2 separate regions of the Homo sapiens genome follow, and region 2 is linked to region 1. Evidence: chromatin loops called from intact Hi-C (ENCODE). Cell type or tissue: natural killer cell. All regions are shown on one strand. Links, peaks and the distances in the headings refer to the core of each region. The heading gives the core; the rest is flanking DNA.

Region 1 (10,518 bases), core at 982-8,981:
CAACTCTTTAGAGTAACCAAGACATTCCTTTCCATTGATTCAAGTTCTTTGGATAATAACTCAACCAATTGTCAATCAGAAAATCTTTGAATCTGCCTATGACTTGGAAGCCCCCACTGATATGGACAGGAGACAGGGAAATACTGGGTAGAAGATGACAGTTTCCCCAGGAAAGTCCTCACCCTCAAGCCTAGATACCTATGGCCTTAAGTGAGAACAGCCATTCCTGTTTTTGTGCCCCAAAAGTTGCTTTTTGGCCCACCACGCCCCCTATCCTGTACCCATACAAATCGCAAACTCCAGGTCCAGAAGCAGATGAGGAGATGAATAGACAAACAGCAGAATGGTACAGCAGAGAAGGGGAGGAAAGAAGGAACGTCAGGAGGAGTTCAGCTGGACCAGTCAGAGAATCGGCTGTTGGATGGCCAAACTCCAGGGGAAGATCATCTTCCTACCCCATCATCCCCTGTCCAGCTTCCCATCCATCCTGCTGAGAGCCACCTCCAACAGTCAATAAAATCCCACATGCATCCTTCAAGTTTGTGTGTGACCTGATCTTCCAGGACACTGGACAAGAGCTTGAGATACAGAAAGCTGTCATACTGGCCCCCTGCCCTTGCAAAAAGGCAGAGGGTTCACTGAGCTGGTTAACCCTTAAGCCATCTGCGGATCACAAGGCTAAAAGAGCACACTACAACGCAGACCCACTTGGGCTTTGGGAGTTGCAGACACCCACCCCTAGATGCTGCTGTTGGGCTAGAGCCCAAAAGCACTCACCCTGATTCCTGCACCTGCCCATCTGCATGCTCCCCATCCTGTAAAAGGTCATAGTGGCTGACCAGAGAGCCACACCTCTGTTGCATGTCCTGCAAGTGGGGGCCAGAAAACTTTCCTGTTTCACCACTCATGTTGTCCTGCCTTTCCAGACCAAACCAATGTACACCTTACATGGATGGATTGATGTCTTATGTCTTCCTAAAATGTGTAAAACCATTTTTACATTTTGTAGGCCGATCACCTTGGGCACATATCATCAGGACCTCCTGAGGCTGTCATGGGCATGTCCTTAACCTTGGCCAAGTAAACTCTTAAATTAATTGAGACTTGTCTCAGAAACATTTTGGTTTATAATAAGCCTTCTAAATGTTCTCTTTCTTACCTATAAAGTTGGGATCTTAATAGAAGCTACCACTTGGAGTTGTGGTGAGGATTCATTAATTCATTCAATAGTCCATAAATGTTTTTAAGCACCAACTACATGCTAGTCATCCTTTTAACACTCACCAGGTTAAACAGGAGAAATAAATAAAGGTTATATTATTAGAGAGCTTGCATGCTAGTGGGAGAGAAATAAAACAACTACACATGAAGCTTCAGAGTATGACAAGTACTTTGATGGAACTAACACAAGGCGATACAACAGAAAGCATTTGGCAGTGGGTATGCCAACTTAAACAGAGTAGTCAGAGGAGACCTCCTGAAAGAGGTAATATTTAAACCACACACAGAAAGGAGCTAATATGTGCAAAGCTATATATACTCGGTAGATAGTATGTCAATGCATGTCAACTATTTTAAAAATAAATATATTTGCAATAGAATGTTAGAATGGAAGATTTTCTGCCTCACTTTTTTAGAAATCAGGGATTTGTGTGTGTGTGTGTATGACAGGGTCTCACTCTGTCACTCAGGCTGGAGTGCAGTGGTGCCATCATGGCTCACTCTAGCCTCAACTTGCTGAGCTCAATTGATCCTCCCACCTCAGCCTCTTGAGTAGCTGGGACTACAGGTGCTCCCTACCATGCCTGGCTAGTTTTTTTGTTTTTTTTTTGTAGAGACAGGGTTTCGCCATGTTACCTAGGTTGGTTTCAAACTCCTAGGCTCAAGTGATCCTCCCATGTTAGCCTCCCAGAATGAATCAGGGGAAATATTGTCCTCAAAGATCCTGACCTCAAATGCCCCATCAGGCTTGTACCTTTCAAGAATTCTCTCATTATGACATTAAACATCTTCAATTCTTTCTTGTTTGATAGACAGTCAAACATGTTTTTAACTCTCCCTGAATAACTTGTCTCCCATTCATTCTTTTTTTATTATGCCTATTTAATCCAACACAGGAATACAATTTTTGTCCTTTAGGTATAGAAAAACCACGGTAGGATGCAGATATCTACAGGAAGCAAAGGCAGATAGAGATAGGTGCCTGGGGCACCTAGGGACCCAAAAACATCATTGGGAAGCTGGTGTCACTGGGAAATTGTGTTTGTAACAACTTCCCTTGGAATTCGTTCTATTGTAAGTGAATGGAAAGGATATTTTGATAGGACCCTCAGGGTATGGGTTGAGAGCCCCAAGGGATATACTTGCTCTGCCTTCGAAAGAGAATGGGTCCAGTTAATCGAGAATGGGTCCAGTTAATCGAGAATGGGTCCAGTTAATCGAGAATGGGTCCAGTTAATCGAGAATGGGTCCAGTTAATCACCTCTGATTGTTGTTTGCTTGTTTGTTTGTTTTTCTAGTTGGAGTCTGCAAGTGCGGGTCAGAACTAAATTTCTCTGGAAAACAGAGCAGAATCTAAATAATGTCATCTGGAGTTTTTCTTCTTCACAGCATTGCTGTTCCTCTAAATAAATGTTGAACAAATATTTAAAGAATGTTAATTTGAACTATGGTCAAATTATTGGCCTGTCCTGGTCCTGCTCAGGTTGTTAAAGTTAATGAGCCACAGAAATGGGTTCAACTGAGTCAAAATGCTGTCCCGGGAAATCACAGAAGAGTTGTGTCCAATGGTCTACAAAGAGCCACTTCTTTTAAAGCTCTGGACCCTTATGTCCTCTGAAAGCAAATACTTTTTTATCCTTAAAAAACCATTAACTCTTTTTGGCCACCGGAGGATGCCCTTTCAAGAGATGAGTAGTGTATCACTACTAAGACATAACCATCATTTCTGCTTCTGGGAAAAGGAAAAAAAAAAGAGTACTTGTAAAGCACCTATTATTGAGCTGAAAAGAACACACTTGCTTGTCACTGATACCAACAGGAGGCAGGGAAATACTAGGTAGAAGCGGGCAGTTCCCCAGCAAAATCCCCACCTTCAAGCCTGGAAACCTGCTGCCCTAAATGGGAACAGGCATTTTTATTTTTGTGCCCAGATGCTGCCCTTTCCAAGACTGCTCTAGCCTGCCACACCCCTGTACTGTGCCCATATAAACCCCAAGCTCCATTGGCAGGTGACAGAGCAGTGCAGCAGAGAAGAAGAGAAGAGGAGGAGTGTCTAAACATTGAGAGGAGTTCTGCTGGGGGCAGTCAGAGACGAGATCGGCTGCAGGATGGTCAAACTCCCAGGGAAGATCATCTTCCCACTCCATCCCATTTCCAGCTCCCCATGCATCCCGCTGAGAGCCATCTCCATCACTCAATAAAATCTCTGCATTCACCATCCTTCAAGTCCGTGTGACCTGATTCTTCCTGGATGCCATACAAGGACCCAGGTATCAAGAGGGCAGGATGCAAAAGGCTGTCACCCTGACTTTCCACTGAGGTGGTTAACACTTAGCCATCTGCAGACAGAAAAGCTAAAAGAGCATTGTAACACCTCTAGACACTGTCGTGGGGCCAGAGCCCAAAAGCACTCACCCTGGCTCACCTGCATGCTCCTCCTCCCGTAAGGGATTTGAGCACACAGCGGCTGAGTAAATGAGCCACCCTCTTCACAAGGCATTCTGCAAAGGTGTCAAGGGAATTCTCCTGTCTCATCACTTACATAAATTCTCTTATTTAATTCACACATTGATCCAGTGAGGTAGGTACTTTCATCCCATTTTATAGATGAAGACATTGAGGCTTGGAAAGGTGAAATAATTCACCCAGGTCACACAGTGGTCAAATAATGTGCCTGGGTTACACAATGAGCTTGAGCAAAGTTGTGACACAAATCCAGGTGTGGCTGCCTCCAAAGCTCATGTTGTTTCCATGACACCAGGGCATGGTATGATATTTATCAGGGTGTTGTTTATACGTACATCATCACTTTGGCCTCTTCAATGAAATCCTCTTCAGACATGGAGCCTTCATTGATGGCCTTGATAGCTACCTGGATATGTGACCGCCATTCACCTAAATGGACCACTCCAAACTGACCGCTTCCAATCTCCTTTATAAAAGCCAACTCAGATGGATCTATCTCCCACTTTTCTGAAAAAGTAAAACATCCATGTTACAAGTAGAAAGAAAGACTGTTAAAATATTAGGGCTGGAAAATGTTTAGGAAGTATCTATTATTTGACAGAGAGGTTAAAAAATGTATAAAGTGGAGAGGATATGAAGCCATTTTAATACTCTCACTGTGGCTTAAACGTAATTCAAGGACTCAAGTTTCAAAACACAAACTTTATTTATTTGGTGATGTTTGTATAACAAATTAAGGATAACAAAATGCACTCTCTGCTCCCAAAGACAACAGCGAACACACTTCTGTGCCTTTCTAAACTAAACCTACCAAAACTAGACCTGGGACCCAAAATATTTATGTTCCCAGTCTGGTTTTTTTTTCCTGGTGAGTAAACTTGTAAGGCAAATAAAACTGTGATTTCAGTTCTTCCTGTTGGTCTTCTCACTCCATTCCTAAAGGGCTTTTCTCCCTTGATACTTTTTCTTCTTAGGGAAAAGTCCAATGAAATCATCTAATAAACAAATTCAGTGTTAGAAATCTAACCCACATATATCTAAGAGTATAGCTGAAGTGAAATTTTTACTGTATATTTCTCATTTTATAGAAGCAAATCAGGAAAAAATAAACTGTTTTTAAAATAACCCTCTTGAAAACTGTACCAAACTTAATGGTTTAGTGTCTCCTTTTAATACAGCAATACCACCATCTGCTGGAACTTTTGAATAATGCATTTAAAAGAATTGTAAAATCTGATAGTCCCTTCTACCAGCTATGCAAAGTATTCCCCCTCCCTATAGAAGGTATGTTTTATTTTATTATTATTATTATTTTTTTTTTTGGAGGAAGGGTCTCACTCTCTCACCCAGGCTGGAGTGCAGTGGCACGATCTCAGCTGACTACAAGCTCCACCTCTTAGGTTCAAGTGATTTTCCTGCCTCAGCCTCCCAAGTAGCTGGGATTACAGGCACGCCATCACGCCTTGATAATTTTTTGTATTTTCAGTAGAGACAAGGTTTCACCATGTTGCCTAGCCTGGTCTCAAACTCCTGAGCTCAGGCGATCTGCCCACCTCAGTCTCCCAAAGTGCTGGGATTATAGGCATGAGCCACCACACCCGGCCTCATAGGTATGTTTTAAAAGTAACATGGGAGGATATATTCATGGCCTTGGAATTGGCATAAATTTATTCAACAGAATATAACCACAAAGAAAAATATTGATAAATTATACTTCATAAAACTTCTGTTCATCAAAAATACCCCCATTAAGAAAGTAAAAAGTTAAGCCACAGAAGATATTTCTAAAATATACAACCAACATAGAATTCTTATTCTGAATATAAATAAATCAACTAGAGAAGACATATACCCTAACTTTTTTAAGGGTAAAAAATGTGAATGGAGTATTCTCTTATGAAGAGAATATCCAAATGGCCACTAAGCCAAATTGATAAAAATAATTAGTCATCAGGGAAATGTAAATTTAGACCATAATGAGATACTACGACACACCAGATTGGCTAACATGTAAAAAAAAACCTAGAATAAAATATTGGCAAGGGCAAAGGTATGGAGCCGCTAGAACTTACATATTGTTGATGGGAGTGTAATTTGGTATAAGCTCTTTAGAAAACTGACTGTATCTACTACATCTAAACATATGCATAGCCTATGACCCAGCAGGTGTACACTTAAGCACATATCCAACATATGCTGGAATGTAAATGTGCACTTAACTTCATCAAAACACACACAAAAATGTTCTTAACAATATTATTTGTAAGAGCCAAAAATTGGTAACAACCCGAATGGCCATCTACAAGAAGCATGGCTAAATCAGTTGTGGTATGTCATGCAGTGTAGCACTGCACCACAGTGAAAATAAACCAACCCCACCCAGGACCATGGATGAAACTCACAGATGTAATGAGGTGAGGAGGAAGCCAGACACAAAAAACTGCAGCGTCCGATTCTGTTTATATAACGTAATCAAACCAGGCAAAACAAATCAATCTATAGACTTATGAGTTGTACACTATTCTATTTGTTTTTAAATTTTTTAAGTTTATTTTTAAGAAATTAAAAAGAATCATGTTTAACTTAAGTAAATTGTTAATGGTAGAACTTTGTATTATATATACTATCTGTGGGCCAGAGGAATAATACAGGCACCAATAATAGCCAGAAATCTTGCTTCCATCCCACTTAACTTAATGAGATCCTGAGTCCCAGTTACTTTTTTCCCAATATATTGTGTTATTAATTTTTTCAGTACATTCTGAATCCCACTATTGAGAGAAGTTTAAAGGAATAAAATGTCACCAAATTAGAAAATAGGATTCCCTGGCACTTACGTATTCTCACAGATTTACAAATACCACATTTGCTAGAAAGTGGTTCAAATTGAACTTTGTGCATGTTCTATTAGAAACAAAAAAAAAGATGAAGACGATACTTTCAGCAGCTCTTTTTAGTAGCTTCTCTTGGAGAGGAATCATTTCCCAGGCACCCTTGAAACCAAAGAACAACAACCCAAACATCCAAATAAAAAGAATTGTAATTTATCAAAAGGGTGAAGATTAAGGCTCCTGGTAATGTAACAGTGAAATCTGAAGTCAAACGGAAGCATTTCTCCCCAAAGTTTAAATTGTCCTTATGAGATGCACATATTTAAACATCTCAGAAGGGTGATGTAAACTTTGAGAAGAAATGTTTCTAGATAGACATTTCGGAAGTGCTGAGAGTTCAAAGAATCAATAGGGAACTAGATTCTTTTTTTTTTTTCCTTTTTTTTTGAGACAGAGTCTCACTCTGCTGCCCAGGCTGGAGTGCAGTGGCATGACCTCAGCTCACTGTAACCTCTGCCTCCTGGGTTCAAGCGATTCTCCTGCCTCAGCCTCCCAAGTAGCTGGGATTACAGGCATCCACCACCAAACCCGGCTAATTTTTTGTATTTTTAGTAGAGACGGGGTATCACCATTTTGGCCAGGGTGGTCTTGAACGCCTGACCTAAGGTGATCCACCCACCTTTGCCTCCCAAAGTGCTAGGATTACAGCTGTGAGCCACCGCACCCAGCCAGGTAGATTCTTTACTACTGGATTTGCTATTTTACTTCAGCATGTGTGCACACTTTACCGTAGCTAAACCCAGCTGTGGCTGGTAAACAACTGCCCATCAGCCCAACTGGATATCGGAGACGAGTCATGAGACCTAAGGAGAAAGAGAAATCAATATTTCAAGCCTAGTTGCTAATATAGAAGAAAGAATGAAATATTCTAGAAGACAGTACCATTCTTTAAATAATTAGACAAACAAAATTCATTCTACCAGTTAGTCAGCAGTTTGCTTATTTTCCCACATTTTCCAAAAAAAAATATATACTCATTGTATACAATTTAAAGAATCTAAGGAAGTATAAAGATGACCCTAAAAAATCCCTCACAAAATCTTAGTATTCACAGATAGATTGTTATCATCTTGGTGAATATTTTTGCAAAAATCACTATGTGCATAATTGAAAACATGAACACATCCAATATATTTTGCAGAAATATAAATATTTTGTTAAAAGCTTTTTGCACTATGCACGTAATTGATATATGTCATTGACTATAAACAGAGCTTAAATTTATTTCCAAGATTTCGCTATTATAAAATATGCCATATGTCCTTGAACATACATTTGTCTGTACTTCTCAAATTATCACCTTATAAAATGTGATTTCCAGGTCAAAGCGTGTCCAGAAAGGATGTACTAATTTATTCAACCACCAACGGTGTTGAAGTGTGCCCATTTTGTATAATCTTTGTTTATTTGATTTTTAATAGCATGGTAGAGTAAATGAGACTTCATTTAATTGGGTTAACATATAGATTTCTATACATCAAATGTCTCTTTTTTTCCTTTCAGTGACCCACTTAGGCATATACCTTACGTTTCAACTTAGTTTAATAATCATTTATTATTTATTTGTTCAGCTAATATTTATTAAAAGCCTGGTATGCGCTTTCAATAAAAGCTTTCAATAAAACACTATCTAGATGTTGGGAGACAGTAGGGAACAAGACTGATGATTCGGTCTTGCTCTCATGATTACATTCTAGTGAGAGGAAGAGAAAATAACAAGGGCATGCACACACAAGAAAAAGTAGATAATGATGATTAAGTGCAAGGCAGACCGGATAACATATAATTACTTTAGAGTGGGTGCTCAGGGAAGGCCTTTCAGACAAGATGACAGCTACGCTGACGTTGATTGATGAAGAGCCTTCCAGGTAGATGGAACAGCATGTGTAAATGCTGGAAGACAGAAACGAGCTTGACCAGTGTAAGAACAAAAAGAAGCACATATTAAGTGCCTATTGTGTGCAAGGCACTCTTCTAGGTAGATTCCCAAAGATTCCAGCAGATTCCAAGATGAGTAAGATGAGGACTCTGCCCACAGGGAGCTCTATCTCAGTGAGAGAAGACAGGCAGAGAGAGGCCATTCTAATGTGAAAGGAATAAGTATTCTGCTGGAGATGCATATAGGGTGCCTTGGGATGTAGAAAAAGAGCACTTGACACATTGTTGGACTCGAAGAATTCTTTGGGAGGAAATGACTGAGATGAAACTAACACATGGAGTTAACCCATGGGGAGAAACTATGAAGGACTTTCTAAGCAGAGGTAACGCATGAGATGAAACTTAGAAATGTGAAGCATGATGGTGGGTACTTGAGCAAAACTCAGGAGGTAGAGCCAGACAAATTGCACTGCAGAGGTAAGCAGTATTCTGGGTATGATGGGACTCATAAGCCACGCTAGGAAGCATTACATTTTCCTGCAGGTGAGAGGAAGCTATTGAAAAGTCCCAAGTAGGAGGGCACAGTCAGATTTACATTTCTTTTTCTTTTCTTTTTTTTTTTTGAGATGGAGTTTCACTCTTGTTGCCCAGGCTGGAGTGCAATGGTGTGATCTTGGATCACTGCAACCTCCGCCTCTCAGGTTCAAGCGATTCTCCTGCCTCAGCCTCTCGAGTAGGTGAGATTACAGGCATGCGCCACCATGACTGGATAATTTTGTATTTTTAGTAGAGATGGGGTTTCACCATGTTGGCCAGGCTGGTCTTAAACTCCTGACCTCAGGTGATCCACCCACCTTGGCCTCCCAAAGTGTTGTAATTACAGGCATGAGCCACTGCACCCAGCCAGATTTACATTTCTGATAGATCACTCTGGTACTAGCAGAATGGATTAAGGGGAAATCAACATTGGAGGCAATAAGACCAGTTAAGAGGCTACTGCAGTTGTCCAAGTGAGCAATGATCAGGGCAGCACTAGAAGGTAGGGAGAGGCAGGGATCTATAGGAGACACATTTAGGATATGAAATCAATTGCATTTGATAATTAATCAGAAGTGAGCTATTAAGAAGCATCTATTTAATTCCTATGCTTCCAACCCCTACAAGGGGCTGGATGATGCTAGTATTATCTGAGAGAGAGAAAAGAAAGAGGACATTTGGAGGGAGAGTAATGGTGTAAGATGAAGCATCCTACTTCATCAGTGAAGTTCAGGGCCTGCGGGATTGCAAGTGCCTTTGTCTACCAGACAGAAGATTATGCAAAGGGAGATGCCTAAGGTGAGAAGAGTAGTGATCAGGGACGGATTCTGGAGGAAAACCAATATTTAAGGGAAGAATAGAAGTAGGGCACATTGGGAAGATCCATTAGGAACTATTGAGTTAGAGAAGGCCAAAAAGGGGTGGTGTCAAACATCGAAGGAGCAACAAGTGACACTGCCAAATGTAGCAGAGAGGACCTGAACACATGAGAACTAGAAAGCACCACTGTACTGTCAATATAGGGGCCACTGGTCAAATATGGAGTGTTGAAAGCAGAAGACAGATCATAGATGTTTAAAAAGTAAATGGAAAGTGAGAGAGTGGAGACAATGGATGTGGACACATTTTTCCAAAAGTGTGACTTACAAGAGCAATGTGTAAAGGGAGAAAGAGTTAGGGCAGCAGGAGGAGAGTTGTTTTTGTTTTTAGGATAAGAAAGTCTTAAGCATGTTTATAGGGTTAAAAGCTAAAGGGAGACAGTCAGAAGAATGGAAGAGATACAGGAGAGAAAGGAACAGTGGATGGCAGGTAAGGGCAAGAGCACAGGCATGCCCTCACTACTACTGGAGGGAATGAGGATGAGAGGGCATGGGGACAGAAGAGGAGACGGAGGTCGCTCATGCCTGGTGACTTCACTTTTCCTAGTGAGGTACACAGACAGGGGATTTGCTAATAAGGCAGTGGTTAATTTTGGTAAAGGAGTCTTGAGAATGGTAAAAGTTTGAACAGGGAACAGGAATGGATG
Region 2 (10,518 bases), core at 814-8,813, 160 kb before region 1:
CCTTTGGAAGCTTCATCCCAGAGGGGCACCTGCCTGAATGAGGTGTCTGTGGCCCCTACTGGGAGGTGTCTCTCAGTCAGGCTACATGGGGTCAGGGACCCACTTTAGGAGGCACTCTGTCCATTATCGGATCTCGAACGCCATGCTGGGAGAGCGACTGCTCTCTTCAGAGCTATCAGGCAGTCACGTTTAAGTCTGCAGGAGCTATCTGCTGCCTTTTGTTCAGATATGCCCTGCCCCCAGAGGTGGAATCTCGGTAGGCAGTAGGCCTTGCTGTGCTGCGGTGGGCTCCACCCAGTTCGAGCTTCCCTGCCACTTTGTTTACACTGTGAGCATAGAACTGCCTACTCAAGCCTCAGCAATGGTGGATGCCCCTTCCCCCACCAAGCTCCAGCATCCCAGGTTGATCTCAGACTGCTGCACTAGTAGCGAGTGAGGCTCCGTGGGCATGGGACCCTTTGAGCCAGGCACAGGAGGGAATCTCCTGGTCTGCCGGTTGCGAAGACTGTGGGAAAAGCACAATATTTGGGCAGCAGTGTACCATTCCTCCAGGTACAGTCACTCACGGCTTCCCTTGGCTAGGAAAGGGAAATCCCCCGACCCCTTGTGCTTCCCAGGTGAGATGATGCCCCGCCCTGCTTCAGCTGTACCCACTTTCCAACCAGTCCCAACGAGATGAACCAGGTACCTCACTTGGAAATGCAGAAATCACCTGCAGAAATCACATATCTGCAGAAATGCAGAAGTCACATATCTGCAGAAATGCAGAAGTCACATATCTGCAGAAATGCAGAAGTCACATATCTGCAGAAATGCAGAAGTCACATATCTGCAGAAATGCAGAAGTCACGTTTCTGCAGAAATGCAGAAGTCACATATCTGCAGAAATGCAGAAGTCACGTTTCTGCAGAAATGCAGAAGTCACGTTTCTGCAGAAATGCAGAAGTCACGTTTCTGCAGAAATGCAGAAGTCACGTTTCTGCAGAAATGCAGAAGTCACGTTTCTGCAGAAATGCAGAAGTCACGTATCTGCAGAAATGCAGAAGTCACGTTTCTGCAGAAATGCAGAAATCACCTGTCTTCTGTGTTGATCTCGCTGGGAGCTGTAGACCAGAGCTGTTCCTATTCAGCAACTCCCCCATCAAAACAATTTCTTATTCAACATACTAGCAGAGCTAGGATTGCAAATGGGTAGTGTGACTCCTGGCCTATACTCTTAACCACCAGGCAAATGATGACTGTGTATATGCATTTAATGTTTACCTAGAAATTCCAGTTATTTTTAAAGTACCTAAACAGGGAAAGGGCTCATATAATCAGGATTTTTCCCCTGCCATATTATACAATTAAAAGTGATAAACACAATAATCACTTTGGAATCAGAAATAATCTTTTGTGCTCGCTGAGTGAGAAAACAAACATTTGTTGTATTATCATTGTAAATTTTTGCAGTGGAGAGCTAGTATAGATCATAAAGTGGAAGCATATGTAAGTTGAGAACACATTTTCAAAAATTACCATTGCTTCTACAAGGAGAGCTACGAAACATTGCTGAAAGCCATCATAGACAACATAAACAAATGGAAACACATTCCATGTTCATAGATTGGAATAATCAACATTGTGAAAAGGAACATACTGCCCAAAGCAATCTACAGATTCAATGCAATTCCCATCAAACTACCAGCATCACTTTTTCTCAGAAGTAGAAAAAACAATCCTAAAATTCATGTGGAACCAAAAAGAGCCTGAACAGCCAAAGCAATCCTAAGCAAAAAGAACAAATCTGGAGACATCCTATTACTGGACTTCAAAGTATGCTACAAGGCTATAGATATCAAAACAACATGGTACTGGGAAAAAAAAAAGTAGATGCATAGACCAATGGAACAGAATAGAGAATTCAGATATAAAGCCAAATACATACAGCCAACTGATCTACAACAAAGCATACAAAAACATAAATTGGGGAATGGACACCCTATTTAATAAATGATGCTGAGAAAACTGGAAAGCCACATGTAGAAGAATGAAACTGGATCCCTATCTCTCATCCTATCCAAAAATCAACTCGAGATGGACCGAGGACTAAAATATAAGACCTGAAACTAAAAATTCTAGAAGACGATGTTGGAAAAACTCTTCTAGACATTGCCCTAGGGAAATAATTCATGACTAAGACCCCAAAAGCAAATGCAACAAAAACAAAGATAAGTAAATGGAACCTAATTTAAAAGTTACTGCACAGCAAAAGAAATAATCAGCAAAGTAAACAGACAACCCACAGAAGGGGAGAAAATATTTGCAAGATGCATCCAACAAAGGACTAGTTTCCAGAATCTACAAGGAACTCAAACAAATCAGCAAGAAAAAGAAAACAAATAATCCCATTAAAAAGCTGGCAAAGACCGGGCCTGGTGGCTCACATCTGTAATCCCAGCACTTTGGGAGGCTGAGGTGGGCGAATCGCTTGAGCTCAGGAGTTCGAGACCAGCCTGGACAACATAGTAAGACCCCCCATCTCCACTAAAAATACAAAAATTAGCCAGGCATAGTGGTGCACACCTGTAGTCTCAGCTACAACTGAGAGACTGAGGCTTAAGCATCACTTGAAACCAGGAGGCAGAGGTTGCAGTGAGCCGAGATTGCGCCACTGCACTGCAGCCTGGGCAACAAAGTGAGGCTCCCTCTGAAAAAAAAAACAAAACAAGTGGACAAAATGGGCAAAGGACATGAATAGACATTTCTCAAAAGATGATCTACAATGGCCAAAAAACATGAGAAAGTGCTCAACATCACTCATGATGGAAAAGCAAATTAAAACTGCAATGAGATACCACCCTACTCCTGCAAGAATGGCCATTATTAAAACATCAAAAAACAATAGATGTTTATGTGGATGTGGGGAAAGGGAATGCTTACACACTGCTGGTAGGAATTTAAATTAGTACAACCTTTATGGGAAACAGTATGGAGGAGATTCCTTAAAGAGCTAAAAGTAGATCTACCATTTGATCAAGCAATCCCACTACTAGATATCTACCCAAAGGAAAAGACGTCATCATATGAAAAAGACCCTTGTACACGTATGTTGACAGCAGCACAATACACAATTGCAAAGATGTGGAACCAACGTAAGTGCCCATCAACTAACGAGTGGACAAAGAAAATGTGGTGTATATACACCATGGAATACTACTCAGCCATTAAAGGAATGAAATAATACCTTTTGCCGAAACTTGGATGGAGATAGAGGCCATTAGTCTAAGTAACACAGGAACGGAAAACCAAAAACTGTATGTTCACACTTATAAGTGGAAGCTAAGTTACAAGTAGGCAAAAACATACAGAGTGATACAATCGACTTTAGAGAATCAGATGGGGGAGGATAGGAGGGGGCTGAGGATAAAAAAAAACTACACATTAGGTAACAATGTACACTACTCTGGCCATGGGTGGGCTAAAATCTCAGAATTCACCACTATATAATTCATCCATGTAACAAAAAAACCACTTGTACCCCGAAAGCTTTGGAAATAAAAAATTTTTTAAATATCATTGCTGTTATTTTTACTTTGAAATTTCAGATAGCATTTGAGAGAAACAGGTTTTTGTATTTATCAGAACAGACGGGTTAAATATTGAGAACTACAATTGTACATTTATATTTAATTTAATTTTTTAAAAAAGTATCCACAAGAATAGCTAAAAACAAAAAGACTGACAATACCAACTGTTTGCAAGAATATGGAGAAACTAGAACTCTCATACTTTCTGGTAGGAATGGATATTGGTTCAAACACTCAAAAAATGTTTAGCAGCATCTACTAAAGCTAAACATGGCCCACTACTAAAGCACTATGACCAAGCAATTCCACTTCTTTTTATGCACACACACGAAATGAGTGCATAGCTTCACAGAAACTCATGTTTATAGCAGGTATATTCAAGATAGCCAAAACCCAGAAGCAACTGTAATGTCATCAACAGGAGAATAGAAAAGTAAATTGTGATACATTAATAAAATGCTATGCAAAAAGATGCGGGTTCCACAGGGCCAACTGGAGGAGTTGAGTATGCTTGGATTTGGGTATACATGGGGATCCTGGAACCATTCCCCAGAGTATACCAAGGGACGACTGTCATTGTATTTATTCATTACTGACATGTTCTCTTAATATGGATTGTTTTTGCCAAAGTATTCATACGCAACTTCTCAAATACACTTATACTTGATAAGTACATCTATACTTAGGTAAACATTGTGCCAGTTACCAATGTATTGCCTCTCTGCTCCAATTCATGTTTACGTATATGCCGTGTAACAGTTGACACTCCTTTCAGCATCTCCACAGAGCACGATGTTCTGTTTTTGCAGTAGAGGGCGCCGAAGAGGCACTGTGAGAAGGACCGTGGTCTCCCAGTGTTTCTGACTGCTACACAGAATGTCTGCGATCTTGCAGCCTCGGTCTGGACTGGCGATAACATTCCTGAGCAGTTTTCGTACGGGGAAACGGGCCCCAAAGCCCTCCGGCTCACCCCAGGTGCCCTAAACCACCACTCATTTTGCTACTGACATTTCCTCCCGCAAGTCCCAGCACCTGCCTCCACTCCCACCCATTGCAGATCCAGGCACAGCTCACCTGTATCCCAGCCCCTAATCTCTATGTGCAAGTGCACCCTGATCACTGATTACTGTGTTCTACATGCATTCCAAAGAGTTACTTCCTACTTGCCCAGGACTGCAGACCAGCTCTGACTAGAACAGACCAGCAAGCGTCTTTGCTATCCAGTGTGCTGAACTACACCTTCTCCAATAAGATCTGAACTCTTATTGTCCTTCCTTATGTACCTGCCCCCCCAGGTCTAGAATACCATAGTTTCCTTGTAGTTGTTCTTTTATCGAAGTTTAATAAATCTTTGTATTAAATTTAACCCAATGTGTGCTTTTGTTGTTAATTGGACCCTGACTGACACAGGCACTGTATACGTTTTATATCAATTTTACTTGAAATACTAATATGACCCAACCAAACTTCAGGAATGAAAAGAAAAAGGAAAAAGAAAAAATATCATGAAGTGCAAATTTACCAGGCAAAATAAGAAAGCTGTTCTGCCATGGGTAGGGCAGAGGAAAATTAGAAAAATTAAATTATCACATTGACTTTCCTAGCCAGCCCTAACTTTAGGGGACTGAATCCTTTTTTGCACTACTTAGTAATACTCTAATGATTAAAAAAGTACTGTATAATATGAATTTCATTAAAATAAAGTAATTTGAACAAAACTGGACTATCATTTTACTTTTTTAGAATAACCTTCATAACAGAGAAAATAAACTAAGCACTCACCATATTTAATATACATTTTTTCAAATACTCAGCTAAATAATTTGTCAATCAATAAGTAATGGAGTCTAACAGATATTCAGTATTGTCAGGCACTGGACAGACATACTCAGAGATGGGAAGGGTTCACTGTATGTAAAGTACAAAGGTAAGGATAAAGAGGTCATGAAGTTGCTGAGAACTAAGAAAATGATTAAGGGAAAGGTGAGATTTGAATGGAAGGAGGCATTCTGAGTGGTAGGGATGTCATGAGTCAAAGTTTAAATATGAAAATAAGCATAGCCCGTGCTTGGGATCAGAATGGAGAAAATTCTGTTGAATCCCACAGCCAAGGTGATAAATAGGGTTAGCAAAGACCTTGAAAACAGAAGTAGAAAAGTTTGGTCTCAATGTTGATGGTAGATAACCATTATGAGGTTTAAGAAAAGGGAGGTAACATCATAAAAGCAATATTTTTCAGGAAAACTAATATAGAGATAGGATGCTTTGAGATGGGGAGGGCCTTGTGGTAGAATGGCCAACTAGAATTAAAATTGTAGTAGGTCTGACCCCCGGTTTACAAATTCAGATGTGCAAATAGTAATGCTTCAGTAATTCTAGTCTTTCAATCAACTTAATTTGAGCTCTTGAGTTTTATCTTTCCAGGATGGGTTGGAAAATTTACCTGTTTATTAATTAAATCAAGAAACGTTTATTGATCCCCTATTATATCCCAGGCACTTTCCAGGCACTGGAAATGAGCAATACATAAAATAAAGGACCTGTACTCATGGAACTTTCGTTTTAGTAGAGAAGACAGATAATAAACATATAATGTCAAATTATGATCTGTGCAGGCAGATAAGGTGAAGACGGTTTGAATTTAAATCAGGTAGTTCCAGAAACCACTGTAATAGGGTGACATTTGAACAGAGACCTGAATAAAGGGACAGCATAAGCCACTGGACACTGGGGGAAGAATTTCCCCAGATGAGGAAATGGAAAGTATAAGGACCAAGAAAAAGTAATATATTTGGTGTATTTCAGGAACAGCAGGCAGGCTGATCTCACTGAAAGAGAATGAGCAGGCAGAAGAGTTGTAGGCAATTAAACTGGAGAGGTAATCAAAAGTCCTTTAATAGGTAGGACTATGGTGGGAATTTTTTATTTAATTTTTAGCAAGCTGAGGCAAGGGAGTTACATGATCTAATAATGTTTTTAAATGATCACAGTGGTTACTACAGGGAAATGGACCATTGCTGGAAGGGAAGCAAGAGTGAAATTAAAGAGACCTGTTAAGAGGCTACTGTACTTGTTTAGGTGAAAGGTGGTGGTTTGGACTAGGAGTAGAAAAGGTGAGTTATGGTCAGATTCAGGTTATATTTTGAAGATTGAGTTGACAACATTTACTGACAGATTAGATATTAGGTATGAGACTAAGAGGCAAGAAAAGATGACCCAAAGTTTTTCACCTGAAGAAGTGGTAGGTGCCATTTACTAAGATGGAGAATATTAGGGAAGGAACGGATTTGAGGACAATATCATGAGTTCTGTTTAGGGCACATCAAGTTCTCACCAAAGGATATATCAAGTATGTAGTTGAATATGCAAGTCTGGAGTTCAGAGGAGAGGGTGGAGATACAAATTTGGCAGTCTTCAACACATAGACATTATAAAGTGTCATAAGATATATGAGCTCACTTATGGAGTGAATATCATGGCTACACAATACTTTGATATTTAAAGACCTGACGATTAGGAGAAAGCAAGGGAGATGGAAGTTCAGGCAGAGAACTGACCAAAAGCCAAGTGAAGAAAGTGTTTCAAGAAAGAGGGAGTGATCATTTCTGTCAAGTGTTACCAAGTGGTCTAATAAGTCTTGGACTGAGAACTGACCATTAGATTTAGCCATATAGGGGTCACTGGTGACCTTGATGAGAGGTTTCAGTGGAGTGGTAGTAGCAAGTCTTAATTCTGTCAGATTCAAGAAAGAACAATAAGAAAAAAATTCTACAAGAACAAATGCTACAAAATAGTTTTACAAGAAAGGAGAACAAAGAAAAAGGGTGTTAACAGGAAACAGAAATGGGGTCAAGCATCAGGTATTAATATTTGAGGCATTGTGCACTATGGGGACTATCCCATAGAGAAGGAAAAAGTGATAACACGTGGGAGGTGGAGTGGAAGATAGTAGAAAAGAGGATCTAGAAACTTGTGCACAAGTGAAAGTTGTAAACTTTCCATAGGAACTTGTAGTGTTTGTCCATCGTGACATACTTATCTCAGACATTCTTCAGCCCGGCCCCCATCCTGGATACTGTAGTGGAAAGTCACTAAGATCTAATGTGATCGCCACTGCACTGGAGAATGCTTCTAGTTATTGTCATCAGAGTGCAGAGCCCACATGTCCATATGGTATGGATCCTTCAGGTGCAGTGGCTCTTTGTTCAGGGCTGTGTTTTGAGCATGAGACTCTTTTGGAAACTGGAAACTTCAGGTCTGGGGTCCATATTTCTCTTAGCCTTTGTGTTTCTGGACTAGAGTCCCATGTCCCCTCCCCATCACTATTTATTCACATATGGCAACTATTCTCTAGACCTTCTGATAAAATATATTCAGGGTTCACGAAGCAGAAATTCGTTCAACTATCTATGCTCAGAAGCCTCGTCATTTTCTACAAATGCAAGAAAATATTTCTTAAAAGTTATTTCTAATGAAACCAAACCTCTTTGGCATATTTTTGCAATTTCTTACTGGCTACAAAACTCCTTATGTAGGTCTCAATTGCATTTGATTTCTTAGAGCCAATCATTTTTAAAGTATAATTTGAATTATTCTACCCTAAGTGTACTCCAGTGGAATTTATTCACACTGAATTTATCCAGTGGAGTTTATCCATACTGAGTAAAGCCCATCCACCGGTATTTGTCCTCTTTAGGCATTGTGAAATTACATGTGAATGGAACAATGGAAATACTGGTAATGTAGATCAATTAATTATCAGGGTTTTTTTGTTTTGTTTTGTTTTGTTTTTTTGTAAAGTGAGGAGCTGGAAGTGATTTATTAAATTTTAAAATGAGTGGGGAAAATTATATTCCTATCCTAGAGACCCCCTGATAACAGTGGGCAAATGTTCATCCCTTGAGTGCCACTGGGTGGCTCATCTGTCATTCTTTCTGAGGAGAGTAAGCAATGATACCACTGGGGGAGATCATGGAACACCATGGACTTTGGTGCCACCAAAGTACCTGCACTCCTTGGCATCATGAGTCTTTGTGACAAATCCAGGAAACAGGCTCCCTGCTCTCTGAAGAAATAACTCAAGCAGCTCTTTGGACCAAGTCCAAGGTTGTCTGAAGCTCAGCCCAGATAAAACAAAAATGAACCTGATTGGAAAGAGGAGAAGTTGGAATCTTTGTGAGAAACCCAGGTAAACAGGCTCCCTGCTCTCTGAAGAAATAACCCAAGTAGCTCATTGGACCAAGTCCAAGACTGGCTGAAGCTCAGCCCAGATAAAACAAAAATGAATCTAATTGGAAAGAGGAGAAATTGGCAATCTGACAAGAAATCCAATATCAACTCTTTTAAGAACGAACATTGTCAGGCTGGTGAGTAATTTTGTGGTAAATTGCTATTTTCAGAATCCCAAAGGGATACATTGATGAAAAATGCATTCGTTCATCTCTAACCAGTCAGGAAATCAAGAGACAGACTTAAAATGTAATTCTATGAAGCATTGTCCCAAATTCACTCAACATGCACTCTGGCCAGCTTAAAGTAGAAACATATGGATAACAGGCATGTTATCACCAAGTAGAACCCCATAAGGCATTCAACTTGGTCTGTGTAGAAAGCAATCAAGTCCAATGTCATAGTGAAGTAAGCACTGAACCCAGGGTCAAAAGTCCAGGCTTTGCCACTGAACTAGCTGTGTGAATTTATACTGAACTCTTCTCTTTTTATTTTTTTGGAATAGTTCAAACATATCAAAAATTATAGAGAGCAATATACAGATATCTGTAGCTAGCTTTATCAAATCTTAACATTTGGATCCATTTGCTTAACATTTGGATCCATTTGTTTTAAAAGATATGAAAGAGCACAGACAGCTGAGGTGCTAGGTATTTCTCACCCTCCCTCCCATCTCATTGTCCTTCATCCCCCACAGAAGTAAGCACTACTCTGATTTCTGTCATCTGCCATTCTCCTGGCTGATATTAAACGTCTATATCATATGTGCAGATTCATAAACACGATTTAATGCTTTGTGTTTTTTTGTAAACTTTGTATAGGTGATATTGTGTGTACACATAAAAGTCAGCACTGACCAGGTGTGGTGGCTCATGCCTGTAATCCCAGCACTTTAGGAGGCCGAGGCTGGCAGATCGCTTGAGCTCAGGAGTTAAGTAAGACCAGCCTGGGCAACATGGTGAAACCCCAACTCTACAAAAAATACAAAAATTAACCCAGCGTGGTGGCAGATGCCTGTAATCCCAGCTACTTGGGAGGCTGAGGCAGGAGAATTGCTTGAACCTGGGAGGCAGAGGTTGCAGTGAGCTGAGATCATGCCACTGCACTCCAGCCTGGGTGACAGAGCATGACTCCCTCTCAAAAAAAAAAAAATGTAGCTAGGCCTGGTGGCACATGCCTGTCTGTAGGCCCAGCTACTCAGGAGGCTGAGGCAGGAGGATCGTTTTAACCCAGGAGGCAGAGGTTGCAATGAGCCAAGATTGTAGCCGCTACACTACAGCCTGGGAGAGGGGAGTAAACCCTAACTAAAAAAAAAAAAAAAATCTGGGTGCAGTGGCTCACCCCTGTAATCCCAGCACATTGGGAGGATGAGGTGGGCGGACCACGAGGTCAGGCGATTGAGACCAGCCTGGCCAACGTGGTGAAACTCCATCTCCACTAAAAATACAAAAATTAGCCAGGTGTGGTGGCACGTGTGTGTAGGTCCAAGTAGGTCCAAGTAGGTCCAAGTTGGTCCAAGTTCTTGTCTCATGACCAGGAAGAATTAGGCACATGGACACTGGAGAGTGAGTGGAGTAGAATTTATTAAGCGAAAGGAAAGCTCTCAGCAAAGCGGGGACGTGGGGTAGTGGGGGTGGTTCCCCTACCCAAAGGTGGGAAAAAGTCCCCCAGTATGGCTGAGCTTGGGGCCTTTTATGGGCTCAGAATAGGAAGTGCATGC

Evidence for each region. Hi-C counts contacts between places; a loop is a spot of excess contacts. Peaks named below come from ENCODE experiments on the same cell type or tissue, not always from the same donor. Only the 100,000 strongest peaks of a DNase experiment are listed, where the experiment ranks them.
Region 2: it touches region 1 in a loop (5-fold over the local background); 68 of 110 quality-filtered maps call a loop at or near these places.

The regions. Positions count from the first base shown.
Region 1 is chr4:48,082,444-48,092,961 of GRCh38, forward strand. It overlaps TXK (TXK tyrosine kinase), which reads right to left. Exons shown (of 15, transcript NM_003328.3): 9 at 7,307-7,381; 10 at 4,023-4,194. Among named protein-coding and RNA genes, the nearest start is that of TXK, 47 kb to the right of the region's middle. In natural killer cell, for the core only: a CTCF peak has its summit at 4,854 (motif pointing left); a DNase peak (open chromatin) is centred at 4,878; H3K27ac peaks cover 825 bases.
Region 2 is chr4:47,922,397-47,932,914 of GRCh38, forward strand. All of the region lies in intron 1 of LOC101927157 (a long non-coding RNA gene), which reads left to right. Among named protein-coding and RNA genes, the nearest start is that of NFXL1, 13 kb to the left of the region's middle. RefSeq lists an enhancer at 336-835. In natural killer cell, for the core only: CTCF peaks have their summits at 4,374 (motif pointing right) and 4,574; a DNase peak (open chromatin) is centred at 4,395; H3K27me3 peaks cover 193 bases.